Linked DNA regions of Homo sapiens: all the other regions are linked to region 4. Evidence: chromatin loops called from intact Hi-C (ENCODE). Cell type or tissue: CD4-positive, alpha-beta T cell. All regions are shown on one strand. Links, peaks and the distances in the headings refer to the core of each region. The heading gives the core; the rest is flanking DNA. Region 1 holds the start of CLK3-AS1 (CLK3 antisense RNA 1). Region 2 overlaps ARID3B (AT-rich interaction domain 3B). Region 3 overlaps C15orf39 (chromosome 15 open reading frame 39). Region 4 holds the start of IMP3 (IMP U3 small nucleolar ribonucleoprotein 3).

Region 1 (7,095 bases), core at 1,453-6,452, 1.0 Mb after region 4:
TTCTCTGCCAGTGAACAAACAAACAGCTCCCAGCAGAGCATCACTAGCCTGGTGGCCTGGGTGCTCAGGGAACTGGGTGAGCCAGGGCCAGGGGCTGAGGCAGTAACCCTGGGTGGGGACGGTGAACACTACCACAGGGAGATCAAAGGCAGGAGAAAGGGGAGCCTCCTGCACTCTATTCCCTCCCGCCCGGGGGGGCGGTCCCGTGAAGTGAATGCTCTGTAAAGCCAAAGGCCAGGCAAAGGGCTGTACACAGGAGGCGAGGGCTCAAAGCCCTCAAGTTTGAGAAGCTGAACGCTGTCTGGCTAGGGCCCTGAACTGGACCCCACTCAAGGGAGTAAGGACCACAAGTGAGCATGAGGAGCCACAAGAGACTAGAAGAGCAGCCCTTGGAGAAAGAGGCACACAGGCCTCACAAACATTCCATAGCCCTCCTGAGGGTCAACCCAAGGGGACGTGGACCCAGCGCATCTAACTTTCTTTCCAGAGGCCCATTTAGCACCCTTTTAGACCCCCACAGTGCCCTGCCAGGTGCCTTGCCTTTATCCAACAGTACCGTTACTGTCCCTTCTTCTAGCTCTCTGGCTCTAGTATCCTACCCTCCGCCTATCCCAGGATAGCCAGAGGGTTAGCCATCTGGCAGGTAAAAGAGCCCCACCTCACTATCCCTGTTCAGTGAGGACTTATATCCACCAAATGAAATTGCCAGGCTGGATCTGCCACCAGCGGAGAAAGCTGGCCATGTGAGGCCAGCAACCTGCTCCACCCATACGTCAATCCCTGACTGCCTCCATGGAGCCAGCCTTCTTCCCAACACTCACACTTGGCCACAGCCAACCTCCAGTCATGGTCAGTCCTGAGCTTGCCTGGCCAAGCACATTTTGTACAAACCCACTGAGGCTGCCCCATCTCACCAGCAGGGTCTGTCAGGAGAAAAGCAGCATAGAACAGCTCCCCATGCTTGAGCAGGACAGTGAGGCCTATGTGACCAAACCCCTGGGAGCCTCTCCGTGTCCCTAAGAAAGCCCTCCATCTCCCCACTAACTTGTCTTCCCCCGTGTACCTGGGAAGTCTTTGGAGATAAATATTTTGTGAAATCACCTCCCCAAAAGCTTAGATTTGTTGTTTTGGTAATCAGCTGACTAATATTTCACTGTTTTCCTGCAATTACTCTGGGTCAGGTGCCCAAGCTATGGAATGAAAGCAGGAACTCACACCCCACTAATTGACCCAGAAGATGCTCTATTGGCCAGGGCACATGTCGTGCCACAAGGCAAGTATGGTCCTGCCCATCCTCACTGGGCAGACAAACACCAGAGCTGGAGGACACAGTCACAGTCACACCACGCCAAAGACTACCTCCTGGGACCTAGAAGATTCTTATGTCCATACATATTCACATCAATGGAAAACAAAATTTCAGAGTCATATAGATGTCAATCTGAATCATGGCTTGCCACTTCTAGCTGTGTGCCTTTGAACAAATTATTACACTACTCTGACCGTCAGCTTCATCTTGCAACAAGGGAATAGTAATCTCTTACAAGGTTCTGTGAGGATTAAATATCTCTCTCCTATAAGTGAAATGCCTAGCACAGCTTTGTGCCCACAGAGGTACTAGTGGCAGCTTTTCATGAACATCTGAAAGTTCCAGGTAACACTTCAGGGCTGTGTTAAATGCCTTACAGACATTTTATAAGTCCCTTCCAAGGAAACTGGGAGGCAAGAGCTCTGGCAGAAAACTAAACTAAATCCTAGTGCTGTCACATACCAGCCTCATGACCTTAGACAAGTCACTCTAGGCCTTGGTTAGCATGCCTGGAAAATGGAGATAACATCTCTCAGCCTGGCAAAAGAGATGACAAGCATGAGAGTTATAAGGTACCACACACAAAGCAATAACAGAGAAGAGTATCCTTCCTTTAACACATTCTAGGCAAGTAAAATATTGGAAATAGCAGATATCATCCTCCCAGCCAGGGCTCTAGGGCCCATTTCTCAATTATCTCTGATTCTCGAAAACCTCAGCAAACAGCTTGTTTAAAAAGCAGCTAAAGGCCACAATTATGCTTTGGGAAGCTCTGCTCTGCACAATGAGGAAAAAGGTGATATGAAGAAAACCAAGCCAAGGATGTCAACTTTGAGCACAGGCCTTGTCGGCTTCTCATTTGCTGTTCCTGGCCAGAGAACTGGGCTGACTAGAAGTGCAGCCAGCCAGGTCAGCGGCTGCCCTCCCGGATTCCAGCCACCCCAGCACCCATGGTTATTTTTGGCTGGACTGCCCTACCACTGCAACCTCAAACCTGCCACCTCGCAAGCCTCCACCACCAACGGTGAAACGCTCCTCCTTTTCAAGGGCATCAAGAAGGGAAGCTGGAAGGCCGCCAACTCCGCCTCTGATGGGGGCCTGGTTCAGGCAATTTCCACCCCAGCTCCACATCAGGGCACCCACACCCGGAACTAAAGCTAGAGACTCCCGGGCGGGACGGAGGAGCAGCCAGGGGATTTGAACTGTCAGCTTGGCCTAGCCCATCCTCCGGGCTGGAGTGGCTCTACCACCACAACAAAACACACAGGGGAGCCTGCGCCCTCGTTCGCGTCCCTTCCTGCCGCCCCAGGTCCCAGGGGGTCTCAGAGTCCCATCCCCTGTAACCGCCACCAGTGGCGCCGAGGGGAGACCCGGGGACAGAGGGAAAGCCGGACTGGGCCAGAATCAAACTCCAGGCCGCCAAGGGAGGAGTCATCTGCGGACTAAGCCTGAAGCCAGGGGTAGGGGAGGGGTCTGAAGGGCTTCTCTGGCTCTTCTACGTCGGACCCCGACCCCATTCCGCGGGCAGGCACAGAGCCCAAACTGGACCCTTGAGCGGCCCCAGAGGCCGTTCAGGCTCCGCCTTCAACACCGTGGGGTCGAGGTCAGGGTCTGCAGTGACCGCCCTCCGGGGCAGAAGCAGCGGGTCAGGGGTGAGAGGTCGCGGCCCGATATGGGCCGAAGAGGAGAAAGAAAGGGAGTAGGCCGAGACCGAATGGCACCAGCGCGCCTGCCCCGCCGACTCACCCCCGGCCGCCGCCGCCGCTGTCGCCGCCGCGGACCCCAGCCCACACTTACCGTCTCCCAGGCTCCGGCTGCAGCTAGGCCCCACTCCCCGCTCCGAGCGCCTCTTCCGCTTCCGGCTGCGACCTCCGCCCGTGGCAGCCCCGCCCCCTCGCGTGACGCAGCCGTCGCCAGCCTCGGCTCGACCCGGCTCGGAGGCCTGGCCGCTCTAGCCCCCGACTCGAAGGCTCCGGGGCACCAGCCCTCTCCGCTCCGGCGGGCGCCGCGGCCTAGGAGACTAGTTCCGGGAGGGCCGAGGGGACGAGCCTGGCCCGGCCCGCCTCCCGCCGTGTCGCGGCGCACGTAGGTCCCCCGACCTGACAGGTGCGCGGCCCGGGCCGGCTGGGCTCTCAGAGCCGAGAGGTGGGGCCCCGACCTGGCCGTGGGGCTGGGCCCGCTCCGTCGCCCCGACCCCGCGTGGTCCGCCAACTCCCTCCTGCGCGCGGAGAGGACGGGCATTGTTCTCGGGGCCCCGGAGAGCGCGAGAGCGGCCTGAGGTCTGTGTGCCGGAGCTCGGGAAGGCGGACGCGACTCCGCTTGCGCGAAACGAGCGAACGACACATTATTATCTTGGTGTGTGCGGGTTTTTTGAAAGCCGTGGTGGCGCTCCCAGCTCGCCAGTGCGTGCGGGGCAGTTTCTGGGAAGATACCCTAGAGCTACTCTGGCGGGGCCGGAGTCTGGAGGGAGGAGATCCCCTCTCCTTGAGCCCCCTCCTGTGGAGCGGCTTCCTGCCGGCCTGCGTGGCCTCTCAGTTAAGACTCCCCCGCTAGACAAAAGCCCCGCCGGCTGCGTCTCTGGGCCACTGGACAGCCCCCTTTTGCAGAGGCCTCGAGCGTGGGGTCACCAAAATCCCTGACACCTACTGTCCCGCGCCGGGTCGGACAGGATTACGAGGCCCCACTTTCCAGATGAGAAAACTGAGGTGGGGATCTTTTGAGACCTCACTGTGAGCGTGCGCGTCCCGCCCGGTCTGGGAGTGGCGTCCCCGGCCTCGCGAGCGTCGCGCAGTGAAGCGACAGGGCGTGGCGCCTAATTGTCCCCACGCCACGCGAGGGCTAGAAACCCGCAGTCGGGGCGGACCATCCCTCCAGGCACCGCCCCCTCCTTGGGACCGCTCCGCGGGGGCGCCAAGGGTTTCCCCAGCACCGCCCCGGCGGCCGCCAGCCAGCCGCGGCCCCGCCCATGCCCCTCCCCGCGGGTCTGGGCCCGCCCCTGAAGCGGGGAGGTGTCGCAGGGGAGCCCCCCGCTTCCGAGCTGCGGCTGCGCATCAAGTCCTTCGCCAGCGGCTCTCCCTGAAACGGGGGGTTTCAAGGCGTGATTTGTAGGGGTGTTTAGTATCCCCTAAATCTCTGCCAGCTCCACCATGGCTATCCGAAGTAAACAACAGAAGCTAATTCAAAACTGGGTCCCCTTCCAAAAAATTACAAAAATTAGCCGGACTGGGTGGCGCATGCCTGTAGTTCCAGCTCCTTGCAGGGGACTGAGGCAGGAGGATCGCTTGATCCCAGGAGGTTGAGATTGCAGTGAGCTATGATCACACCACTGCACTCCAGCCTGGTCGACAGAAGGAGACCCTGTCTCAAAAAATAAACAAAAAATCGGCCAAGCGCGGTGGTTCACCCCTCTAATCCCAGTACTTTGGGAGGCTGAGGTGGATGATCACCTGAGGTCAGGAATTCGAGACCAGTCTGGCCAACATGGCGAAACCCCGTCTCTACTAAAAATACAAAAATTAGCTAGACGTGGTGGCACGCGCCTGTAGTCCCAGATGCTCGGGAGGCTGAGGTGGGAGAATCACTTAAACCCGGGAGGCAGAGATTGCAGTGAGCCGAGATCGCGCCACTTCACTGCAGCCTGCGCAAGAGAGCAAAACTCCGTCTCAAAAAAGAAAGTTAGGAGCCGCTTCAGTGTACAGTGGGTGACCCAGATTGGCTGCTGAGGTCCTGCCCCCTAAGGTCCTATCTCAAAAGCTGAAGATTTTGAAAAATCCCAGGCCATCTGAGATGCCATTCCTGCCTGGTACCCATGGCCTCGACCACACTAGCCAGGTTCCATCTCGGGGTTTCATCAGCTCAGATGAGGTGGAGTAGGAGGCCTCTCTGGTGTCTCCTCCTCCCACCACTTAGTGTTGCCTGAGTTTCCATGGCTCCAGGATACTAGCCCTGAGGGATGGATGTTCTCAGAGAAGCTTCTGTCCCCGGGATGGATGTTCTCAGAGAAGCTTCTGTCCCCAGCCCTGCCCTGAGCTATAGGCTCTGATGGGGTAAGTTAGTCACCTTCCCACAAAACTGCCCACCACTGAGAATCCAGGAGTCCCTACCTCCCAGCCACGAAGCAACTCTCTTTTTCTGAGGTGGAACAGAAGCCATCTCCCAGCTGTCTCCCTCTCCACACTTTGCAGCCTGGAGGCCATCCTGCCTGAGATTCTACCCTTAGAGCTTCATTCTTTTGTGACTTTCACACCTTTCAGAAACTTGGAGAAAGATCTGCCCCCAGGTGAGGTTTGGGTAACTCCTCCACTCCCATCCCCACCTCAGAGGAGGCTTGCTCCACCTCCACTGCCCCTCAGGCCCAAGCTCCTGTCTGGGTCCTCAGCCTCTGTGGAGTTGAGGTCTGTAGCATATCTCAAGGGCACTGGGGAGGTGCCGCTGCCCTGCATCCTCCCAAACCCCACAGCTCCTCTCACCCCTTTTGGTCTCCCTTTTGCCCCCCACCTCCACTTCCACCAAGCTTAGGGCTCAGTTCACTGCCCGCCAGGCCCAGCTGCTCTGATGCCCTCCTTGTTCTATTGTCCTTACTGTCTCCTCTGTCTGCCTCATCTGACTTTGCCTTCTCTGGAGGCAGTTAATTCACCTCTGAGCCTTGGCCCCAGGGTCACCTCCCTGGAAAGCCTTCCTGGGGCTGCCCTGGCCTGCCCCCCTGCTCAGGACAATCTGGCCTGCATGTGCACTCCATTCTGTGGACCATGAGCCCCTCCCGGACCAAGCTGGGCACAGCTCAGCTTCTCACTAAGGGCAGGGGGCTGCCATGGAAAGCCTGTCACTTCTAACTGGCAAGACAGAGCACCCAGGTAGAGTGGCATTGTGGGAGCTGTACCCAGTATGGGAGGTGGGGGCAGCGGCCAGTCCTCATGGTCTGTCTTAGAGAAGCCTTGTGTGGCAGTGACATTTTGGAGGGGAGACAATTTTGGAGGGGGCTGCAGGAGCCTGGGCCTGGAGTAAGGGGAGAGGAGAGTCAAGCTGTCCAGTGGGGAGAAGGCCTGGTGGGCGATGGTGCCATCCTGAGTGGAGAAGGCCTGGGAATGTGAGGAGTGGGGAGGTCAGGGTGGGGGTGGTAGAGGTGCTAGGTGTAACCACTGCTTAGGTGAAGACAACTCCTGTGCCCTTTCAGAGCCAGGGCAGGGTGCCTCGTGCCCAGGGTTGGGAGTTGGGAGGCAGTGGACTTGGGCCCAGACCCTAGAGGTGAGGAGGGTGATGGTGAGGGGTGTAGGGATGGCAACACTGGCAGAATAGCCCCTGTCTACCCTCTGACCTTCCTCACCAAGCTGGTGGGTGAGAGGTCCGTCAGGGCCTCCATATTACAGCTGAAGCTATGGAAGCCAGAGAGGTACCTGAGCAGTGACTTGACTTAAGGGCTCTGACCCCCACATCATAGCTAAACTGTGGTGGCCCCCAAATGCTCCCCTGCCATTTCCAGACTTCCACACTGGAAGGGGGAACGTGGCTCTGGTGCAGACAGTGTTGGGTGGGGATTGCAGCTCCTCACGGGACTCCCTGCCGGACTTGGGCACCAATTTCCCCTCAGGAGTGCCTGCTGCGCCTCCCCAGACCAGCTGCTGTGAGGATAATGGGGTTTGTGTTCAGCAAGTGGCCACCCCTGGCAGCACCCACAGCTCATGGAAACCACTGGGAACTGAGAACTGTTTAGTGGAGTTGAGGCTGGTGTTTAGTGAAGTTCCAATCACCAGGAGACTTTCGGGCCAGAGGATCAGGGTTGAAGGGTT
Region 2 (6,957 bases), core at 1,958-6,957, 1.1 Mb after region 4:
ACCCAGCCTGTACTGCTTGAACCACCTTCTACCAGAGGGGGAGAACACCACCCCCAAAAGGCCAGCAACATCCCCTAGTTGGCTGTATGATCTCCTTTGAGAAAAGGAACACTCAGTTCTTTGTCTGTTTTCTTGTTTTACAATTATTTACTCTGCCCATAGGAATCTGATGGGTTTTAGAACACTTGGCTCAATGGCGTTATCCATCTTCCCATCACTGTGGTGTCAGAGAATAATACCACACCTTAACAATCCAGGCCTTGAGAAGCAAATATTTTCTAAGAGTTTCTTCAAAGAGAATCCACGAAATAATTTTGACTTTACATGTTCTAAGTAAGGGATTTCAGATGCAAAGAATAATCTCTGGAACCCTTAAGCTTTCCCAGTTTCACTTTTCAGTTAGCAGATGCCTGTCCTCCCTTACCCCAAAATCTTGCAAAATACTTCTGAGTATTCCTGTTGGTTTGCCAAGCTATGCTATGCTGTAGACAAAATTAACTTTTTAAACTTTGGCATGTGAATGTTTGAAACAAAACTCTGTTTTAAAATATCTCTGCCATAGCAGACTGGGTGGCTGGGCTCCAGTAGACTCAGGACAGAATCAAATTATTGTAACCCAAGTTCGAATCCCCCTTGAGGTTCCCACACTGCCACCGCTAGACCTGAACTCCCTGAGAGAGAAACATGCCTTGTTTCATACAGCACAGGTCTGGCACAAAGAAGCCTCTGTAAAAGTTTGTTGTTCAAAAGAACAAGATGGACACTGTATCACATTAACAATAAGATCTGTGTCAGGGTAGGCGCGGTGGCTCACGCCTGTAATCCCAGCACTTTGGGAGGCCAGGACGGGCGGATCACTTGAGGTCAGGAGTTTGAGACCAGCCTGGCCAACATGACGAAACCCTGTCTCTACTAAAAATACAAAAAAATAAATAAAAATAAAAAAATAAATTAGCCAGGCATGGTAGCATATGCCTGTAATCTCAGCTGCTAGGGAGGGTGAGGCACGAAAATCACTTGAACTCAGGAGGCGGAGGTTGCAGGAAGCCGAGATCGCGCCACTGCACTCCAGCCTGGGCAACAGAGTGCGCTCTGTGTCGGCGGGGGAGGGGGAAGGCGGGGGGGAAAGATCTGTGTCAATTGTAAAGGTCTTTGTAATTGTTGCTGGAGCAAGGGATATTCTATTTTTGCACTCCATTAAGTTTCATAAAGTAAAGATTTTGAACAACAAAACAAGCTAGTCTAATGATCTGTAATGGTTTCTATAGGCTCTCCCCAAGAATATTATTATTTTTGGCCCTTCTAAAATATACTAAAAAAAAAGTTTTAAAATCCCCAAGCATATGATTTACTCCTTTAAAATCAGGATTTATAGAAAAGGAGAGCACAGATCAAATCAATGTTAAAAATTAAAGGGGAAAAGGACGTGCACATCTGACGGTTTAAGTCATTGCTACCCAAAGCCCCCCAGTTCAGTTCTTGATCTCCAAATCCTGGGGGAAGGTAAATTTTGGGTGAGGGATTATACCTCAGCTACTGTGGTATTTATAAAACATTTTGGCAGGTGCTCTGCCAAGCAGTCTATAATTAGTGAATATGCCTCAGAAACATAAAGTGAACGCAAAGAGTTTCAAATGCCAACAGCCAGCCCCCTGAATACTGAGCTACGTAGTCATAGGGCTGCCACCATCTAGATAACATGATGCTGGGTGCCCTGCCACGGTGCACACGTGTGCACATGCACACGCCAGTTCTGAAGAGTCTTTTTTTAAACCTCTAATGGCTTGACCTCAACACCTGCTACACTTCCTGAAGACAGACAGGCTCTGGAGCTCCACTTGTTCCTCGCATGCGGCTGCACTTTCTAGGAACGACCGCACACACGCAGACGCTGGCCAGCTGCCAAGGCGGGGGCAGCCCAGCCGCCTCGGGCCTGAACTTTCCCAGCGCTGTCAGGGCAGGATCCTGCTATGAGCTGACTCAGCGGCCGGTATGGAACTCTGCCAACCACACAGCAGTGCGGGGGCAGCCGGCAACTCACAGATGTTTTGCTAAACCAAAGCAATCAGTGGGAGGCGGGTCTGGGCTGGCGGCCAGGGTGCTGCTGTCGTGGAAGTTGGGATTCTCTGATTCTAGTCCTAGCTCTGCCACTATCTCCCTGGGTGATGAGTGAAAACCTCTGTGTATCTCAGTACATCTCCCACTTCAGAGGCATGTCTATGTGATGCAGGAGAGGATGGCACTGTTTACATAAAAGAGCTCCCCCGGGCACTATTACCTACCATGTGCCTGGCACTGGACAAGCTTTCACATGTGCTAGCTCGGTTAATCCTTACAACATCCATGGGAGGCAGTGGCACTCTTTTTATTTCACAGATGAGAAGACACAGGCTCAGAGCAAATCAGAGCCCTACTAAAAGATCACAAGGGCAATATTTGGAAGTGATGGGATTTGAATCCCACTGCTGGCTGCAAACACTATTGTTGTAAAACTCAGATCTACTGTACAGACCTCCTGATCCAAGATGTTTGATTTTTTGGGTTCCAAAGGACCTTTCTTATATGACTTCTCAGTTGCCCTGTGAAAACCCACAGCTTTTCACAAATGATTTCTAAACAGTACCACTGGATCACAAGAAGTGTGTGTGCTTCTGCAGGGTACCCATGAACTCCCTTACTAAGCACCAACAAGTCACTTAAGCTGGAACAACTTATCATCACTCCCATCCTTTGGGCGAGGAAAAACTATATTATGGGTCACAAAGAGAAGAGGCTTGGTTGAAAACAAAGATTCCCTAGGCTCCACCCTCCAAGATAATTCATTAGGACTCAGCAATCTGTATTTTTTAAAAAGCTCCCTAACTGACTCTGATACTCAGCCATTTGGAAGTCACTTCAGCTTTCCTTGACTAAAAAGGAAATTTTGAGGTCTACCCTTCCCTGTTGTCAAGGGGATGATGTAAGAGTGAAATGAAATCATGTCTACAAGGCTCTTTGTTGGAAAATATATACAATGCAAGTGCTTCTTGTCAGCTGTGTTTAGCTCCAAAACAACCAACTGTCCTTAAAGAGGGTTAGCCTGGAGCTAAGAAACTGTCTTAGGCAAGAACTTTCTTTTACATTACTGTTAGAAACATTATTATTAGAAAAGCTGTAATTAGTCACACATCTCATTTTAGATATTCCTCACAACACTGTTGCAACTTCATCCTTCCTTTAAAAAAGAAGATTGTATTGACATTCTTTCACATCAAACTTGGCAAAACCTATATTAAGAGTAACATACAGGCCAGGGGCGGTGGCTCATGCCTGTAATCCCAACATTTTGGGAGGCCGAGGCAGGCAGATCACGGGGTCAGGAGATCGAGACCATCTTGGCTAACACGGTGAAACCCCGTCTCTGCTAAAAATGCAAAAAATAAGCCAGGCATAGTGGCACGCGCCTATAGTCCCAGCTACTCAGGAGACTGAGGCAGGAGAATCGCTTGAACCTGGGAGATGGAGGTTGCAGTGAGCCGAGATCATGCCACTGCACTCCAGCTTGGGTGACAGAGTGAGACTCCATGTCAAAAAAAAAAAAAAAAAAAGAGTAACATATATTTCATTGCTTTAATGAAGAAAATAAATATTAAATAAGAAAAAAATCCAAAGTCTATTCATGTCTAGGCTGTTGGTCACCGAAGTGGGGTGAGAAGGCACAGACTGGCACAGCCCCTGACCCTGTCAGTCCATGACCCCTCTCTGGCCTTCAGGAAGACCAAATGACCTACAATACCAGAAAGACTGACCTGCTTGAGCTGCTCATCCAGATTCCAGTTCGGCTGTCCTGCTGTGGAGACAGAAGGTGAGGCCTTGGAAGCATCTTTGGTATGGTCTTCTTTAGCTTGTTGTCCATGTGGTGGGAGCCCTGGTGCTGGAAGTAGATTGGACATGGGTGCCACTCTGGGATCTTGGCGAGCTACTTTCTGCACATGAAAATATTTTGAAGCAGCCTGGGTTTCTTTCTCAGCCACCTCTGCAACTTCATCATCCCCATCCTCATCTTCCAAACCTCCGTCCTCTTCCTCAGGCTCTGAGTTCATGTTGCCCCGTTCAAACACTTGGGCCACTGCTGCGGTGGGTGGAACTCTGGCTAAGGGACCTAAGGGAGTGCTGCCAGAAGGTCTCCCAGCTGTGGCGGAAAGGAGAGTCGGCTGTGTGACCAGCTTTTGGGCATACAAGAACTGGGCTTCTCTCATCTGCTGGCCCTGCTTCTCTCTGGCATCCATCTGCAGAGGAGCCAGGTGTGGCTGCTTCTGTTGTTGCTGCTGCTGCTGCTGCTGCTGCTGAAGTGGCTCCATTTTTGCCTCAAGCTTCACCCACAGAGTGGCATGACTCTGAACCTGGGCACAGCCCACCAGGCACACTGGGTCTAAACCTTAGTGATTAACAGAAACCACAAAGAAGGAGGGGGAAAAAACAACCATGTTAAGCAGGTATAAAAAGGTTTCCTTTTCTCCAGTAGAGGGCCATGAGTTCCGAACGCTAAACATATGCTCCTAAACCTGAGTTTTAAGATGAGTGAGTGGTGGGGGTTTCGTGGGTGGGTAGGAAAAGGTGTGAAGAAGAGAAACAGGATCTAAGAGGGGAAATAGGGAATGAATTTCAGTAGTAGTAGCAGGCTTTAAAAGAAGTACATCCAGCCAATATCTAGTCTGCTAACGTGTTCTGATCTCTCTTCCTCTACATTATCAAACATTAATCTGTTACTGAACTAATGTTACTGAACATTAATTACTGAAAAGGTAACTGGGTTTGCACTGTAGCAGAAGCATAATTATGCAAACAACAATAATAAAGGAAAAGAAGGACCTGCCTGCAAAGGAGAGAGTATGTTCCCAAGCCCACAGGAGAAAGATATCACCTCTAAGCTAGACACAGAACTATCAGGCAGACAGTTTTACTCTCATAGAAAAAGCAAGACCAAGCAAGCTGCTCTTGGGTCTAAGCTTTTCAAATTTCCCTGATCAAATTGCCAGCCTGCTTGTTGAGTGGACTGAGCCATACTAACTGGACATTATAGCCTCAAAAAGAATCCAATTTCAACAACATGAAAGAAACACGCAAGGAGGCAAGAGTCTCAAATTGCAATCGTCACTCAAAAGCAAACGGGGGAATTCCTCTGGAGATTTTAAAGTTAATTAATTTGAAACAGATATCAACATTGTCTGAACAACAAGTTAATGCTGCTTCTTTTTTATAAACAGCGAAGTAAATCTCTTCACATCCCCTTTCTTTCTGATTCATTTCTATTATGATATTCTCTGACAAACACAAAAAGAAAAGTCTTTCGGGCCAAAAGCATTCTGGGGGCAGGTTTATCTGCATTCTTACCAATCAGTCTCCAAACACACATCACTTTCACACCCTCTTCTCCTTTTACTCCCCCACCTCTCCCCTGCAGGCCCTCACCCCCAACAAACTTCACTTGAGTTATGTTTCTTCAGCAAGTCTCCATAACTGAATGGATTACTATGCAAGGGCAATTTTAGGTGAACAGGACTTGCAACATGGCGTACAATTTTGTCATCACATGAAAGAAGCTGCACTGCACATGTTGGGACTTGATATCTGCATTGTTCCAGTGTTTTAGGATTGGGTCGAAAGACAAAAAACAAAGTGTCTTTAGTATCTTCAAAAATTCACGGAGAAGTAATCACATCTTCAGCAATAAAAACTGCTTGGATTTAAGATTTTTTCCAGGTTAGAGTAAAAAAGGGTACAATTTTTAAAGCTAGGCCAATTAGTAGAGATTAAAAATTCTCATTTTCTGTTTATCTTATAGCCCTGTTTGTGCCTTTTGTGTTCTGTGAAAGATTCGCATTCCAATTTGCCTCTTACTGCCTTTACTTCCTCTCTTGGCACTTCAGAAAGTGTGAGTTACGCTTGCAGCAATACTTTCATTCTGCTTTAGCTCTTCTTACAGTGTAAAAAAGCATGACAAGATTTACATCCACATTAAATTCAGTTGGCAAAAGTGTTCATTTAAAATGAAAACAATTTGGGTCAAAGAAAATTACAGAATAAAGCAAATAATTCGGTGTTCATTTTAAATGTCCTCATAGTCATTACAGTCAATCAATCACGATCGGAATAACTTCTCAACCAAGTCCTGCCAGTCACTGAACAACTGCTTCTTGTCTTGTGGCACCATCTTCTCTGAATGCTGTCCCCAGCAGAGGGGGAGGTGTCCCTCCCACAGCCTCTTATAGTAAGACTGAGATGACTCAGTTCTACAACTCAATACACACACCCTCCCCCAAAGAGCCCATTTTCCCGCAGTCCCTAAGCAGCCAGCGATCCAAACAATGCCACCTGCCTACATTTGGAGAACTTATGTCTCAAATCTAAACCTCTTCATCCCTTCACACGGGCCCCTCCCCCATTTCCCCTAAAGTTCCCGGACCACCAAGCCGGGTACAACGGACTACCTGCAGCTTTGAACCCGGCCTGCTGACCATTCCCCTGCTTTTGCTGCCGGATTCTTTTGGCCCCGGGCCCCTGTAAGCCCCACAGCCCACCTTCCCGGTCACCCCTGCACGCCTCCCCCCATTCTTTATTCACCTCCCCCCATTCAGCCCTATCATTTTTACCTCTACCAACCCTCCCAGCCAATCCGCTGGCTCTTCCGATGGCCCCCGCCCCACCTATCTGCGCGCCCACTCAGCTCCAGGGCCCCTCACCCTTCTCATCGCTTTATCTCAAACGCTTTATCTCAAATGCCCTAATGGGCACAGGGCGCTCGGGGCTCCCGCGGCGCTCTCACTTTCCTTCGCGGTCCCCGCGCCCCCGACTCGCGCATTCCCCTCTCTCTCTACACCTGCCTCGGCTCCTGGCCTCGGCCCCTCCACCTGTCGCAGCCTCCTCTCCCGCCATGCCTGAGGGAGCCCGGACCCGGGCCACTTACCTGTGCGGGGC
Region 3 (7,095 bases), core at 1,442-6,441, 440 kb after region 4:
GGCCCTCACCAGGTCTAGAGCATGAGGAGCTTTGTGAAAGGGGGTGCCCTTCACTGACATGGAAAAGAACTGGTTGTGGGAAGTGAGCTGAGGGGAAGGCTCGGGAGTGTGATTTGGGATGAGTTCAGTGTGGGAGAGAGACCCAGGGGCTGAGGCCCAGCATGCAGTGGGTTATTTAGGGCTAGAGCTCACAAAGGGGATGCTAGGCTGGAGATCAGGGAAATTATCTCAGCTAGAAAACAGGGCCTAACCAGAGTGCCGGAAACACTGCACCAAAGATGGAGAAGGCACAGGCAGAGGAGGAGGGAATCCAAGAAGGTGCAGCACCAGGGGAGGCCGAGGAGTTTCCATGGGGACAGAGCAGCTGGCATGTTCAGAAGCCTACAAAAGAGGCTATGAAGGTGCTCACTGATTGTCTGGAGGGTCAAGGGGTGGGGGTACCTAGAGCTCATCCTAAAGCCCCCTACCCGGGCAGGAGTCCTTGGAATCACTCAGCCCCAGCTGTGACGCACTCACACAGCACACACACCTGTCACTTGCTCACACAGCTCCGGTGGCCACTGGGGCTGCCCCATGCTCACCCAGCTGGCGGCGTACACAGTCGCGCCACTGCAGGCCGAGAAGGTCGGGGTAAATGTCCGGCAGCTGGCGCAGCGCCAGTAACTTCAGCATGCGTGAGGTGCAGCCTGGCAGGGCGAGCTCCCGCAGTGCCCGCTCCTCCGACAGCGTGGTGGGCCGCAGCTCCACACGATGCTCCTGCAGCACATGGTCCACAGAAGCGGGTGGCAGCCGAGGGAAGAGCCGCTCCTTCACCAGGTGAATGGGCACGAAGATGGCGCCAGCTCGCACCACATGGGGGAAGGGGCACCGGTGGGTGCGATCGAAGCGCTGCAGCTGAGACAGCAGCTTGGCCAGCAGCCCCTGCACACCCTGGCAGTCCTGCCACGCAGCCTGGCCCCAGGGCCCAGCCGTCTCTAGCCACTCGCGAAGCTTCTCTGGAGGAGAGTGGGCGACGGAGCCAGAAATAGCATCACACAGGGACGCATGTAGTCCTGTAAAATGCTGCTCCAGGGAGTCCCCTGGGGCTGAAGTAGATGCTGGAGCAGGGCCTGCAACTGGAGCTGGAGCTGGAGCTGGATCCCGGGCTGAAGCTGGAGCCTGAGCTCGAGCCGGAGCAGGGGATGGAGCTGGAGCAGGGGCAGGGGAGGCCACAGCTACGGCTGGAGGGCTGGGCAGTGCCAGGCTGAAGCAGGTCACAGACAAGGGCTGTTGAGCGAGAATCCGCAGTCCAATGGGCCCAGATGTGGGGGTGGGTGCAGGCTGTGTGGGAGCAGGAGCTGAGGTGGGCGTGGACGGGACCACGGCTGCAGGCAAAGGTGCCGGACGGAGGATCTTGAACTTTCGGAACATGAAGGCCACAGAGCTGTGGAAGTTGGTCCTTGGCATGGCATCTGTGGTCACTGGCACCCCAGGCAAGCCTGGTGCTTCTGTGTCTATCTTTTTCAGGCCTGGCAGATCTGACACCATGTTGCCCACATCTGGCACATCCATGGCTGCAGTAGGCTTGGCATGCTCCACAGAACGGGAAGCCTTGACAGGGGAGGCCTCTGCTGTGGGCTTCCTCACACTCAAATCCAGGGCTACCTCCTCCTTAAGTGAGCCCCTTAGGGGTTTACTCCCTGAGGGGCCCTCCTGGGCAGGCAGGGTCCCCCTGCAGCCTTTGTCCTGACCTTCACTGGTGGCTGGGGCTGAGTCAGGCTCAGCTGTGGCAGAGTCAGGCTCAGTTGTGGCCTCGGGTGCCGGCACATCCAGATAGTCACGGTAGGGGGCCAGGCTGAAGACATTGTCAATGACAGGCATTGGTGGAGAGCTGGGTGGCCTTGCGCCCTCCTTCTGTGGAAGAGACTGGCACTCCCGGGCACAGGGGGGCAGTGCTGGGGGGGTACAGGGAACTGGACTGTCTCGGATGACGATGGGCGGCCCAGAGTGCTCACTGAGCCGGGGCTGGAGCTTCTCTTTCCTGCAGCTGGGCAGCCAGGTCTTCTCTTCGGCTTCCTGTGCAGGCCTCACAGGCTCTGAGCAGGGCTGGCTCGCTGGCAAAGGCTGGCATGCCCTCTGGAAGGCACCAGGCTGTGGCACAGCCCGCACATTGTTCTGGGAAGGTGGTGTCCCTCCAAGCCCAGGGGATGCTCCATAGAGAGAGAGGTCATCCCGGGCATAAGGAAAACTCAGTGTCTGGGGGGCAAAGTCCAATGGGCACCGTGGAGTGAGAGGCGGCTCCAGCTTGAGGCCTGGAGAGGGTGCTGGGAGAGGGGCAGAGGGGTAGGGGTAAGCGTCCAGCCCCAGTGGGGGAATGTAAGGTGCCTGGGCTGCCTGCTGCCTCAGGTAGGGGCTGCCCAGCCCACCAGCCTGGTACCCGGTCCCCTTGTGGCCCCCCAGAGGCTGCAGTGGGAGTGCTGGGCTGTAGCTGCCCTGCTTCTCTGGGTGGCGACAGGCTGGAGGGCAAGGCAGGGCCTGTGGAGGGTGGGGTGGTGGGTGGTGGGGTGGTGGGTAGTGGGTGGGCCCGGTGTCCTGACAGGGTGGCCCCAGGGGCTGGGCCAGCTGGGTCCAAGGACTTGAGGGCCCCTCAGACATTGCTTGCTTGGAGTTCCTAGGGTAAGGACCTGTGTACCTGGAGGCCAGGAAGCCCGTGCTGTGGATGGTCTGATATTTCTCCAGGAAGGGCTGGCATGGGGAGAAGCTCCCTGAGGAGTCTTTACTGGACCCCTCAGCTGGCACCCCCCGCAAGAAGGTGCCATCCAGAGTCTGGCCCTTGCTAGGAGCTGGGGCCAGAGAGCAGGGTGGGTCAGCTGAGGGCAACAGGGGCCCAGTCGCCAGAGTCCAGTCAACATCCAGTGGCCTCTTCACTGCTCCTTCCCCCAGACAAGTTGAGAGCCCATAGCACAGAGGGTTGCGGTAGACAGGTTTGGGTGCTGCCAGTGGTGGGCCTGGGTAGGAGTGAGCCTGGGGACTGAAGGGCAGGAGCTCAACAGGGCTGGAGTCCTGCATCTTCTCAGGGCCTTCTGCTGGCGAGCGGTAGAACAGGCAGTTGGTCAGCAGGTTGTCTGCCTGAAGTGGGGGTCCTGCCATACCGGTAGAGTACAAGGGTGGGTATGGGGTCCAGGACGCCAACTGCTCAGACTCGGCCTTAGGAGTACCTGCCATGGGGCAGGAGAAGTAGGACCCCTTGTAGGTGCAGGGATCCTGGTTACCAACAGAGTGGGGCAGGCTGTGCTCGAGCCCGGAGTCTGTCTCTAAGCGGGGCAGCTTGCCATACATCACAGGCCCCAGGGTTCTCAGGGGTCGCTTCTCTGCCATCGCTGTGAAGGCTTCGAGCCCTCCTAGGCCCCTGCTACTCAACTTCTGACCTGGGATAGAGAGAGAAAGGCAGGGGCTGTCAGGAAAACAGGCTACAGGCAAAGCAACAGAGGGCTGCTGCTCTCATCAGCTCACGGCTACACCTAAGAACCTGGCGCTTAAATGATGCTCAGTTAAGACTGTGAGTGCATGAGCCACGTGACAGAGGTTTCCAACTCGTGTATGTATTTTTTGAGGCAGGGTCTCACTCTGTTGCCCGGGCTGGAGTGCAATGACATGAACTTGGCTCACCGCAGTCTCAACCTCCTGGGCTCAAGTGATTCTCCCAACTCCCAGGTTGCTGGGACCACAGGTGCCTGCTACCACACCCGGCTCATTTTAGTATTTTATGTAGAAACAGGGTCTTACTATGTTACCCAGGCTGGTCTTGAACTCCTGGACTCATGTGATCCTCCCATCTTGGCCTCCCAAAATGCTGAAATCACAGGCATGAACCACCTACTGCTCCTGACCCCAACTCGTATATTTTAAGCTGCAGAACCCTTTGTTTAATGAATTATTCTACACAGAACCCCCACCCATCCCCACTCCAGGAGCCCCTTCTGTTCGATTTTCCTCCATACAACTCCCAAGATCCCCTCCTTCTTGGGATTTCAGAATTTGTAGGGGCACTGGGTCTCAGGGTCACTTGACATACCCTGCCGCCACCCCCTCATATACAGATGAGGAGACCCATTCATCCCAAAGTCACCAATGAAATAGACACAACGAGAAGCAGGCCTCCTGCCTCCCACCACAGGGTCCTATTCCAAGATGCCACAGTGATGCCCACTGCAGCCAAAACATGGAATCTGAGTATTGTCTACAAATTCACAGATTTCTTGTGACACTCCTCTGACCTGCTGATCTTGTCAAAAATGGCAGAGTCGGGCCTCCAGCCCAGGTCCCTAGGCCCAAAGCCAATGCTGAGATACTGGACTTGGCTCTGGAGAGCAGTCCCCTAGGAGAGGTAACTGGGGACATCAGTCTGTACAAGCCACACCCCTCTCGCCCCACTCCTCCCCCTCCGCAGGAGTCAGGGCAGCCCAGCAGATGGTGCTGCAGCACCAGCAGGAAGGTCCCAGAGCATGAGGAGCCTGGATCCACCCCCAGCCCCCAAGCTGCAGATGGCGATTCCTAGGCACATGGCAGGGTGGGGCCAAGACAGCGTCAGGGGCGTGTGTGAAAGTCCAGGGAGGTGGCTAGGTGCTGTGGCTCACACCTGTAATCCCAGCACTTTGGGAAGCCGAGGTGTGCGGATCATTTGAGGTCAGGAGTTCAAGACCAACCTGACCAACATGGTGAAACGCTGTCTCTACTAAAAATACAAAAAAATTAGCCAGGCATGGTTGTGCATGCCTGTAATCCCAGCTACGCTGAAGGCTGAGGCAGGAGAATTGCGTGAACTCAGGAGGCAGAGGTTGCAGTGAGCCAAGATTGTGCTACTGCACTTCCAGCCTGGGCAGCAGAGTGAGACTCCACCTCAAAAAAACACAAAAAACAAAAAACAAAACAAAAAAAAAGAAAAGAAAAGAAAAGAAAAAAGTCCAGGGAGGGAGGCCCCAGGGGCCAGAGTGCTACTTAGCCACTACTCCCATTGTATTGATGGAAAAACTATGTGCTGAAAAAAGACAAAGCTCTAAGACAAGACCAAGGAAGGATGGGGACTGAGGCCCCTCAGGGCAGCAGGCACCCAGTAACCCGTTAGGGGCTCATCTGAAGCCTGTCTTCTGGGGCCACACTGACCTACCTCTACCTCCCCCAGCCAGCACCCTATTCCTGGAAACTCTCAGTAGCTTAGAAAGGACCACCTAGCTCAATCTTGCTATGATTAGGGCAAAGTGTCACAGGTTTCAGTGACTGGCAAGCAAGGACCAGCCCTCTCCTTGCCTCTTCTGGTTGGAGCCAATGACAGCCACAGGCTGAGTTAGACCGGCACATTTTGGGGTTAGAAAACACAAGGCTAGTGTGGGGGCCAATGCCCACTTCCACCAAGGCAGACCCAGAAAGCAAGCTGGTTCATCTCCTGGACAGAACCCCACACCTCAGGCCAGCCTAGAGAAGACACAGAGGGGCCATTAGGACACAGGTGACAGTCCCAACAGCAGTGTCCTATGATAGAAACCTGCTATCGAGGGGTGAAAGCCCCCATCTCACTCCACAGCAATGCTGTGAGAAGGAACTGTAGGGTTTTGAAGTGTGGATCCTCCCCACCTCCACCCTTGGGACACTCTGGGTTAAGTACTGACTTTGGTCTCACCTCCCCCACATGCTTCTTGGGGTCTGCTGGGTCCCCACCCCCACCCCAGGAGTCCCTCTCTCCTGGGTCTCAGCCCATGGAATACCCTTTGCTCTGGAGACTTCTTGAGGCCCCTATCTGGGACCCAGTCAATAGACAGGAAACCACCTGGGACCCTCAGGAGTCTTTGTGGGAGGGGTGGCGGCTTCAGGGAGCCAACAGAGAACTCTTAGGGGTGTGGGAATGACCTGATCTCCTGCCAGTAGGAGGTGGAAAGCCCAGGATACACTCTCTCAAGGGAGACGACTCCTCCACTCAAGACAGTTGCCAAAATGTAGGTGCCTCCTTCCCTGACCCATACTGAGGCAAGCAAGCTCTCGGAAAGGGCAGGTGCCCAGGGAGCAGGCTCAGATCATCCTTGAGAGGCAGCTCTGTTGATCCTCTCTGCCAAGCTCCAACGTCACTCAGCCAGCACCCAGGCCAGGGTCCCGGAGAAGAGCCCACCACCGCAGCACCGCCCCTGCCTTACGCAGTGGGAAAGGAAACAGCTCTCTGTTCCCACTTTCACCTTCTAGGGGCCTCGGGATGGCCGATGGCAAAGACCAGGAAGAAGAGCGCGATTCCTGCCCAATTGTGGCCAGCATCTGGATTCTCCCGGAGGGCTGGATCGGGCCTCGCCGAGTGTTCTCCCATCTCCCACCTTCCCTACCTGAGGCTCTGGGCTCTCCAGACGCTACAACCCAACCTGGGGCAGCCCAAAGTCTCCAGTGGAGGGGAAAGCGAACGGGATCGGTCTCTATCCCCTTTCCCCTACCCGCCCTGAACATAACTCGGGTGCCTAGGGCCCACAGCCGATTTCGCTTAGAGGCTGCCGCCGCACCCGACCTGGCGGGCTTCCGGGTGTCCCCAAGCCCCTCCCGGCGGCGCCGAGACGCACGTGCATCCAGCAGGCTGACACACAGGCCGCCGCCACGCATGCAAACCCGTGCCTGCACGTACGTGCATGGCCCACATCTGCACACACGCCATTCCAGAACTGCGCTCTCCCCTCGCTCGGGCCCCGGGCATACGTGTGCACGCAGGCAGGCCCGCGCACCCAGCCCCACACCGACGCCCGCGGACCGGCGGGAGGTCCCGGAACAGGGGCGGCCCGGCGACAGGGTCCGGGCAGCCTCCGCCTCAGGGCGATCCTGCCAGCCTGGGCTGAGGCCAGAGGGGTGAGTCAAGAGGTGGCGAGAAAACCGCAGGGCCGTCCCATCCCAGCAGGGCGCGTCCAGGGCCCCGCGGTGCCTCAGCGCCCGGCGCCCCCAGGCCCAGCCCTCCAGTGCCCCCTTGTCCCCATACCTCCTCCTCAACGCCATCCCCCAGCAATCCACGTGACAGGGTCCTGCGGGAGGCCGGAGGGCTCGGCCTGAGTTCCTTCTCGCCAGATTAGGCGCCTGTTCTCCGCCGGAGACCCA
Region 4 (6,868 bases), core at 1,869-6,868:
CCAAGTAGCTGGAACTACAGGCACCCGCCACCACATCCAGCCAACTTTTGTATTTTTGTATAGGGGGCTTTTCACTATGTTGCCCAGGCTGATCTCAAACTCCTGGGCTCAAGCAATCCTTCTGCCTCGGTCTCTCAAAGTGCTGGGATTACAAGCATGAGCCACCACCCCCAGCCTCTCACGTTATTCTCACTGGGGTGTGTTCTGTCTTTCCTGCTGGGACCCTGATTCATACACAGGAAACAGCATCCATCCCTCATCCAGGCATCCAATTTCCATCCTTTAGGAAAGGAAACAGCAAGGGAGAACTGTGCCCAGTGGTTTTCAGGCTGACTCTGCTGGTGGCAGCCTGCAGGACACACTGGACTATTACTGTAGGAATGCAGACAAAAGATGATGAGGGCCTGACATAGGGCAGGGGTAACAGGCTGGAGAGACAAAAATCTGGGAGAGCTTTTGGAGGTAGAATAGACTGGGAAAGCAACCAATAAGCTGCAGCTATTGAGTGAAGTATCAACCCACATGTTAAAAAAGATTTTTTTTGAGGCCGGGCATGGTGGCTACTGCCTGTAATCCCAGCACTTTGGGAGGCTGAGGTGGGCGGATCACGAGGTCAAGAGGTCGAGACCATCCTGGGCAACATGGTGAAACCCCGTCTCTACTAAAAATACAAAAATTAGCTAGGCATGGTGGCGTGTGCCTGTAGTCCCAGCTACTCAGGAGGCTGAGGCAGGAGAATCGCTTGAACCTGGGAGGCAAAGGTTGCAGTGAGCCGAGATTGCACCCGCCACTGCGCTCCAGCCTAGCGACAGAGCAAGACTCCATCTCAAAATTTTTTTTGACTCCACTTTCCCCACCAGCTATTGCCCCATTCCTCTGCTCACCTTTGCAGCAAAATTCCTTGAAATAGCTGTCTATACTAAGTGCGTCCAATTTTTTTTCTCCTGTTCTCTCTTTAAATCCCTCTGGCCAATCTTTTACTCCCACACTCCACTGAACTATTCTTGTCAAGGTCATCAATAGCCTTGGTGTTGCTGGACCCTAATGGTTATTCTCAGTCCTTCTCTTATTTAGCCTTTTGGTAGCATTTGACCTGGTTGATCACTCCTTCCTCCTGGATACATTTTCTTCATTTGCATTGGAGAGAACATACTCTCCTGGTATTTCTTCCACCTCACTGGTTCATCCTCTTCTCTCCAATAATTCTTTTTTTTTTTTCTTTTTTGAGACAGTCTTGCTCTGTCACCCAGGCTGGAGTACAGTGGTGCGATCTCGGCTCACTGCAACCTCCGCCTCCCAGGTTCAAGCAATTCTCCTGCCTCAGCCTCCCAAGTAGCTGGGATTACAGGCGCCCGCCACCACGCCTGGCTAACTTTTTGTATTTTTAGTAGAGATGGGATTTCACCGTGTTAACCAGGCTGGTCTCGATCTCCTGACCTCATGATCCACCTGCCTCAGCCTCCCAAAGTGCTGGGATTACAGGCATGAGCCACAGCGCCCAGCAAGCCTCCAATAATTCTTAACGTTAGAGTAACCACAGTAGAGTTGTCCTCTTGTCTTTTGTATCCATAGGCACTCCTTTGATGATCTCATCCAGCCGAATGACTTCAAATACCACTCATTCTAGTAATGCCCAATTTTTTAAATCTCCAGCCCTTTTTAAAAAAACTCTTAACTCATATATCTATTTCTCCTTGACATCTCCCCTCAGAAGTCTAATGGATGCCTCCAACCAAAAATGTCCAAAATTGAATTTCTGAGCCGGGCATGGTGGCTTATGCTTGTAATCCCAGCACTTTGGGAGCCTGAGGTAGCAGGATCGCTTGAGCCCAGGAGTTCAACACCAGCCATGACAACATAGTGAGACCCCATCTCTACAAAAAATTTAAAAATTAGTAGCCAGGTGCAGTGGCTCACGTCTATAATCCCAGCACTTTGGGAGGCCGAGGGTGGGCGGATCACCTGAGGTCAGAAGTTCGAGACCAGCCTAGCCAACATGGCAAAACCCCGTCTCTACTAAAAATACAAAAATTAGCTGGGTGTGGTGGCAGGCGCCTGTAATCCCAGCTACTTGAGAGGCTGAGGCAGGGATAATTGCTTGAACCTGAGAGGCGGAGGTTGCAGTGAGCTGACATCGTGCCATTGCACTCCAGCCTGGGCAAGACTCTGTCTCAAATAATAATAATAATAAAATAAAAAATAAAAATTAGCTGGGCATGGTGGCATGTGCCTGTAGTCCTAGCTACTCAAGAGGATTGCTTGAGGCTGGAAGGTTGAGGCTGCAGTGAGCCTTGGTCGTACCACTGCACTCCAGCCTGGGCAACAGTGTGAGACCCTATCTCAAAAACAAAAACAAACAAAAAACATAAGTGTCAATCCTTTGCTCAAAACCCCGAAGTATATGCCTCTCAACATAAAAGCCAAAGTCTTTTCAAGGGACTACAAGCTCTTTAACCTCTTCCTCTCCTCCTTGCCCACTCTGCTCCAGCCAAGATAGCTTTCTTACTCTTCTGACATGCCAGGCACATTCCTGCCTTAAGGCATTTCCACTGTTTCCTCTTCCTGAAATGTTCTCCCCCTAGATATCCACACATGGCTTAACCCCTATAAAATATCACCTTCTCAATAAGACCTACTCTGGGGCTGGGTGCAGTGGCTCATGCCTGTAATCCCAGCACTTTGGGAGGCCAAAGTGGGTGGATCACAAGGTCAGGAGATGGAGACCATCCTGGCTAACACGGTGAAACCTCGTCTCTACTAAAAATACAAAAAATTAGCCAGGTGTGGTGGCAGGTGCCTGCAGTCCCAGCTACTCAGGAGGCTGAGGCAGGAGAATAGCTTGAACCCAGGAGGCGGAGGTTGCAGTGAGCCAAGATCACACCACTGCACTCCAGCCTGGGCGAGAGAGCAAGACTCGATCTCCAAAAAAAAAAAAAGAAAAAATCAATTAGATTAAAAAAGCAAACAATCTGTATTAGCTTTCTGTTTGTTTTAGAGACAGGATGTTGTTCTGTTGCCCAAGCTGGAGTGCAGTAGTGTGATCATGGCTCACTGCATCCTTGAACTTCCGGCTTCAAGGGATCCTCCCCCCTCTTACCCCGAAACCCTCACCAGTAGCTGGGACTATAGGTGCTGCCACCATGCCTGGCTAATTTTTTTTTTTTTTTTTTGTCCATAGGGACTGAGTCTTACTATGTTGCCCAGGCTGGTCTTGAACTCCTGGCTTCCAGTGATCCTCCCACCTTGGCCTCCCAGTGTTGGGATTACAGGCATGAGCCACCATGCCTAGCCTGGTGATGTTTTCTTAAACTGGCTAAGTTTATGAGTATTTATTATACTTTATAATTTACATATTATATTATTTTCCAGATATCGAATATTTTATATATATATATATATCTTTTTGAGACAGGGTCTGGCTCTGTTGTGCAAGCTGGGGTGCGGTGGCACCATTGTAGCTCAATGCAGCCTACAAGTCCTGGGCTCAAATGATCCTTCCCCCTCAGCCTCCCAGGTAGTCAGGACTACAGGTGCGCACCACCATGCTTGGCTAATTCTTTAAGATTTTTTACAGAGGTGGGATCTCGCTTCTTTTTTCTTTTTTTTTTTGCCTAGGTTGGTCTTGAACTCCTGGCCTCAAATGATCCTCCCACCTCAGCCTCCCAAAGTGCTGGGATTACAGGCATGTGCCACCGCGCCCAACCCTCAAATATTGTATTGTAAAAGACAATGAAAAGCATACAAAACAAAAATGATCAGTGAGAAGCTAGGTGGCGTCAAATGCCCGGGCAAAAAGGGGTTAGGTCTGCAGCGCTATACTCAGATGTAACTTACAGATGCAACTAGCGGAAACAGCATTAAATTTGTTAACTCAATGCTTGGTGGCCAGAAATTCATGTCAGGATAATTCATTTGAGCACAGACTAAAGGGTTTGGACTTGTAGTTATAGTCCAAGTTTCTCAAACTTGCTGGGTTTTATGAATCATCTGACACTTTAGTTAATAATACAGATTTCCAGGCGACTCCCTTATAGATCCCTTTTCTGTGGGCCTAGGAAGCAGCCAATCAGTATTTCATGGGTTCGGTGCCACCTATCCCAACTTGACAATGAGAGATCGCTCTGCATGCCAGGTGAAGGACCTGACGCTGGCGGGCGGCGGGGACTACCAGGTCAGCCCCAGGAGAGCCGGCTCCGGCAAGCTCCCCCAAGGCATGGCAGGAGCCCAGTGCAAGTTAGCACAGTAAACCCAATCAACAAGCCGCAGTCACCCCTCTTCCCCAGAAATGGCCTCTTCAGCTCTTGCGGGGGAGACTCTGAAAGTCCCCAAAGGACAGAAGTCTAGGAGGAAATGATTGCCGCAGAAAGGGATACAGTCTTGGCTACTAAAAACCGCGCGGAACCGCCTAGGGACCCGCTCCCAACCACCCACCTCCGGTGCTTCTACCCCCTCCCTCGCAAACGCGAAGAAAAGAAGAAACGCGAGATCCCAGTGCAGAGGCGTGGTCCCACCCTGGCCAATGGGAAGTGAGGGCGTGACTTTAAGTCTTTCTTTCATTGGCCCAGGGTCCCAGGCCGTCCAGGTCTTGGGGCGCCGCGGCGGAAATCGCGCGGATGCCAGAACGCGCTCTCAGCTTCGGGTCCTGCGGCTGCGGCTGCCGCCATCATGGTGCGGAAGCTTAAGTTCCACGAGCAGAAGCTGCTGAAGCAGGTGGACTTCCTGAACTGGGAGGTCACCGACCACAACCTGCACGAGCTGCGCGTGCTGCGGCGTTACCGGCTGCAGCGGCGGGAGGACTACACGCGCTACAACCAGCTGAGCCGTGCCGTGCGTGAGCTGGCGCGGCGCCTGCGCGACCTGCCCGAACGCGACCAGTTCCGCGTGCGCGCTTCGGCCGCGCTGCTGGACAAGCTGTATGCTCTCGGCTTGGTGCCCACGCGCGGTTCGCTGGAGCTCTGCGACTTCGTCACGGCCTCGTCCTTCTGCCGCCGCCGCCTCCCCACCGTGCTCCTCAAGCTGCGCATGGCGCAGCACCTTCAGGCTGCCGTGGCCTTTGTGGAGCAAGGGCACGTACGCGTGGGCCCTGACGTGGTTACCGACCCCGCCTTCCTTGTCACGCGCAGCATGGAGGACTTTGTCACTTGGGTGGACTCGTCCAAGATCAAGCGGCACGTGCTAGAGTACAATGAGGAGCGCGATGACTTCGATCTGGAAGCCTAGCGGATCTCCCACTTTGCATGGCTGTCTTTTACAGATGGGAAAACTGAGGCCTGATGCTGGAGATTCTATGAGGGTGCTCTCCTCAAGGGTATCAGACGGTCGTAGGTTCTTAAGAATTTGATTCATCAGTGGCAGGCCATGCATAGAGCCACGGGAGGTGCGTCCTTGTTTTCCAGGGAATGTTCTTAGAACTTGGACTACTGATTATTAATTGACTGTGCCTTGGGAAACAGTGGGAAGTAACTTGGTGCAGCACTGGGGTATTGTTGGCTTCTTGTGTTGGAAACTTTGTAATGTAAAAGGAAAAACTGGAAATCCCCACGCCCTGTTTCCCTTTATCGTCTTGTGGTTGGACTGGTTCAATTCGTTTAACTCGAATTCTTGCTCCTGGCCGTGGTTAAGCTGTGTACAGATGATGGAGAGTTTGGCCTCAAGTTTTTATAAACTGAGCGAGACTAGTGTTCAGGATCTCCTCCCTTGTTTAAATGTCAATAAATGCCCCAACTGCTTTGTAAGTGCAACTTTTTAATCTGTCTGGTTTTCTTTTTTTCTCTAGAGACGGAGTCTTGCTCTGTCACCCAGGCTGGAGTGCAGTGGCGCGATCTCGGCTCACTGCAACCTCCGCCTCCCGGGTTCAAGCAATTTTCCTGCCTCAGCCTCCCGAGTAGCTAGGAGTATAGGCGCCCGCCACCGCGCCCGGCTAATTTTTGTGGTTTTAGTAGAGTCAGGGTTTCACCATGTTGGCCAGGCTGGTCTGGAACTCCTGAACTCGTGATCCGCCCGCCTCGGCCTCCCAAAGTGCTGGGATTACAGGCATGAGCAAACTGCGCCCAGCCTCTGGTTTTCTTACATAGAGTCATATTTATACGTCCCAGGAGCCCAGAGAAGAATAGAGTCAGCAGCGAGTGACCTGCCTGTGGATTAGATGTGCAACAGGGCCACATGTGGAGGATGCAGGATGTTGTACAGGATTGGGCAAATTTGTCACTTTACCAGTCCCTTCCTTGGAATGAGTGTTTTGGCAGAGCTCTTCCTCACATAACTTCCTGTTGATATTCCAGCCCCAGGAAATACCGTATTAGAGGGCTGGGATGTTTGCTTGCCTAAGGAAATAATCACTCTGTAGCTTGGCCATCTAGCGGTTAGAAGTGGCCCAGGAGGTTCCTGGAAATTTAGATGATAGCAGTGATAGAGAATAAGAAGGGAGACTACCAAGTTTTACTCAAGATTTCTTTATTCTTTTTTCTTTTTGTTTTTTTTTTCACACAAGGCCCAAGCTGGAGTGCAGTGGAGCTGTCACAGCTCACTGCAGCCTCGATCTCCTGGGCTCAAGCAGTCCTCCCACCTCAGCCTCCCCAGTAGCTGGGATTATAGGCATGTACCACCACCCCTGGCTAGTTTTTAATTTTTGTAGACACAGGGTTTTGGCATGTTACCTAGGCTGATCTCAAACTCCTAAGTTCAAGCAATCCTGCCTCAGCCTCCCAAAGTGCTGGGATTACAGGTGTGAGCCACCGTGCCTGGCCAAGCCTTCTAAAAGGAGAATAAATAGGATGCCGAGATCAGTGGATTGGCTTTTAGTGGTGCCTTGTTCGCTTCCCCAGGTGTGAGGCAGCATTAGGTGAAGAAATGATTTAGAGAAGGGGAC

The links. Peaks named below come from ENCODE experiments on the same cell type or tissue, not always from the same donor. Only the 100,000 strongest peaks of a DNase experiment are listed, where the experiment ranks them.
Region 1: it touches region 4 in a loop (2.5-fold over the local background); 2 of 110 quality-filtered maps call a loop at or near these places.
Region 2: it touches region 4 in a loop (3-fold over the local background); 3 of 110 quality-filtered maps call a loop at or near these places.
Region 3: it touches region 4 in a loop (12-fold over the local background); 3 of 110 quality-filtered maps call a loop at or near these places.

What each region holds. Positions count from the first base shown.
Region 1 is chr15:74,611,910-74,619,004 of GRCh38, reverse strand. It overlaps CLK3-AS1 (CLK3 antisense RNA 1), which reads left to right and starts at 3,213. Exons shown (of 9, transcript XR_007064715.1): 1 at 3,213-7,095. It overlaps CLK3 (CDC like kinase 3), which reads right to left and starts at 3,169. Exons shown (of 13, transcript NM_001130028.2): 1 at 3,107-3,169. RefSeq lists enhancers at 1,804-2,414, 2,415-3,026 and silencers at 3,115-3,654, 4,075-4,394. In CD4-positive, alpha-beta T cell, for the core only: no CTCF peak of the experiment used is centred there; DNase peaks (open chromatin) are centred at 2,404, 3,244, 4,164, 5,064 and 1 weaker place; H3K4me3 peaks cover 3,127 bases; H3K27ac peaks cover 3,199 bases.
Region 2 is chr15:74,541,320-74,548,276 of GRCh38, reverse strand. It overlaps ARID3B (AT-rich interaction domain 3B), which reads right to left. Exons shown (of 9, transcript NM_006465.4): 1 at 6,947-6,957; 2 at 3,789-4,417. The coding sequence starts at 4,340. Among named protein-coding and RNA genes, the nearest start is that of ARID3B, 3.6 kb to the right of the region's middle. RefSeq lists enhancers at 1,703-2,012, 1,835-2,129, 6,062-6,121 and silencers at 1,713-2,255, 6,111-6,295, 6,812-6,957. In CD4-positive, alpha-beta T cell, for the core only: a CTCF peak has its summit at 4,501 (motif pointing right); DNase peaks (open chromatin) are centred at 4,476 and 6,256; H3K4me3 peaks cover 1,777 bases; H3K27ac peaks cover 739 bases.
Region 3 is chr15:75,202,311-75,209,405 of GRCh38, reverse strand. C15orf39 (chromosome 15 open reading frame 39) reads right to left here. Exons shown (of 3, transcript NM_015492.5): 2 at 582-3,407. The coding sequence starts at 3,357. Among named protein-coding and RNA genes, the nearest start is that of C15orf39, 4.0 kb to the right of the region's middle. RefSeq lists an enhancer at 2,082-2,131 and silencers at 6,388-6,437, 6,558-7,095. In CD4-positive, alpha-beta T cell, for the core only: CTCF peaks have their summits at 4,268 and 4,469 (motif pointing right); DNase peaks (open chromatin) are centred at 4,455 and 6,035; H3K4me3 peaks cover 1,797 bases; H3K27ac peaks cover 1,314 bases.
Region 4 is chr15:75,637,966-75,644,833 of GRCh38, reverse strand. It overlaps IMP3 (IMP U3 small nucleolar ribonucleoprotein 3), which reads left to right and starts at 4,610. Exons shown (of 1, transcript NM_018285.4): 1 at 4,610-5,741. The coding sequence starts at 4,666. The coding sequence ends at 5,220. RefSeq lists a silencer at 4,456-4,615 and an enhancer at 4,906-4,965. In CD4-positive, alpha-beta T cell, for the core only: a CTCF peak has its summit at 3,784; DNase peaks (open chromatin) are centred at 3,803, 4,543, 5,083 and 5,543; H3K4me3 peaks cover 2,827 bases; H3K27ac peaks cover 3,319 bases.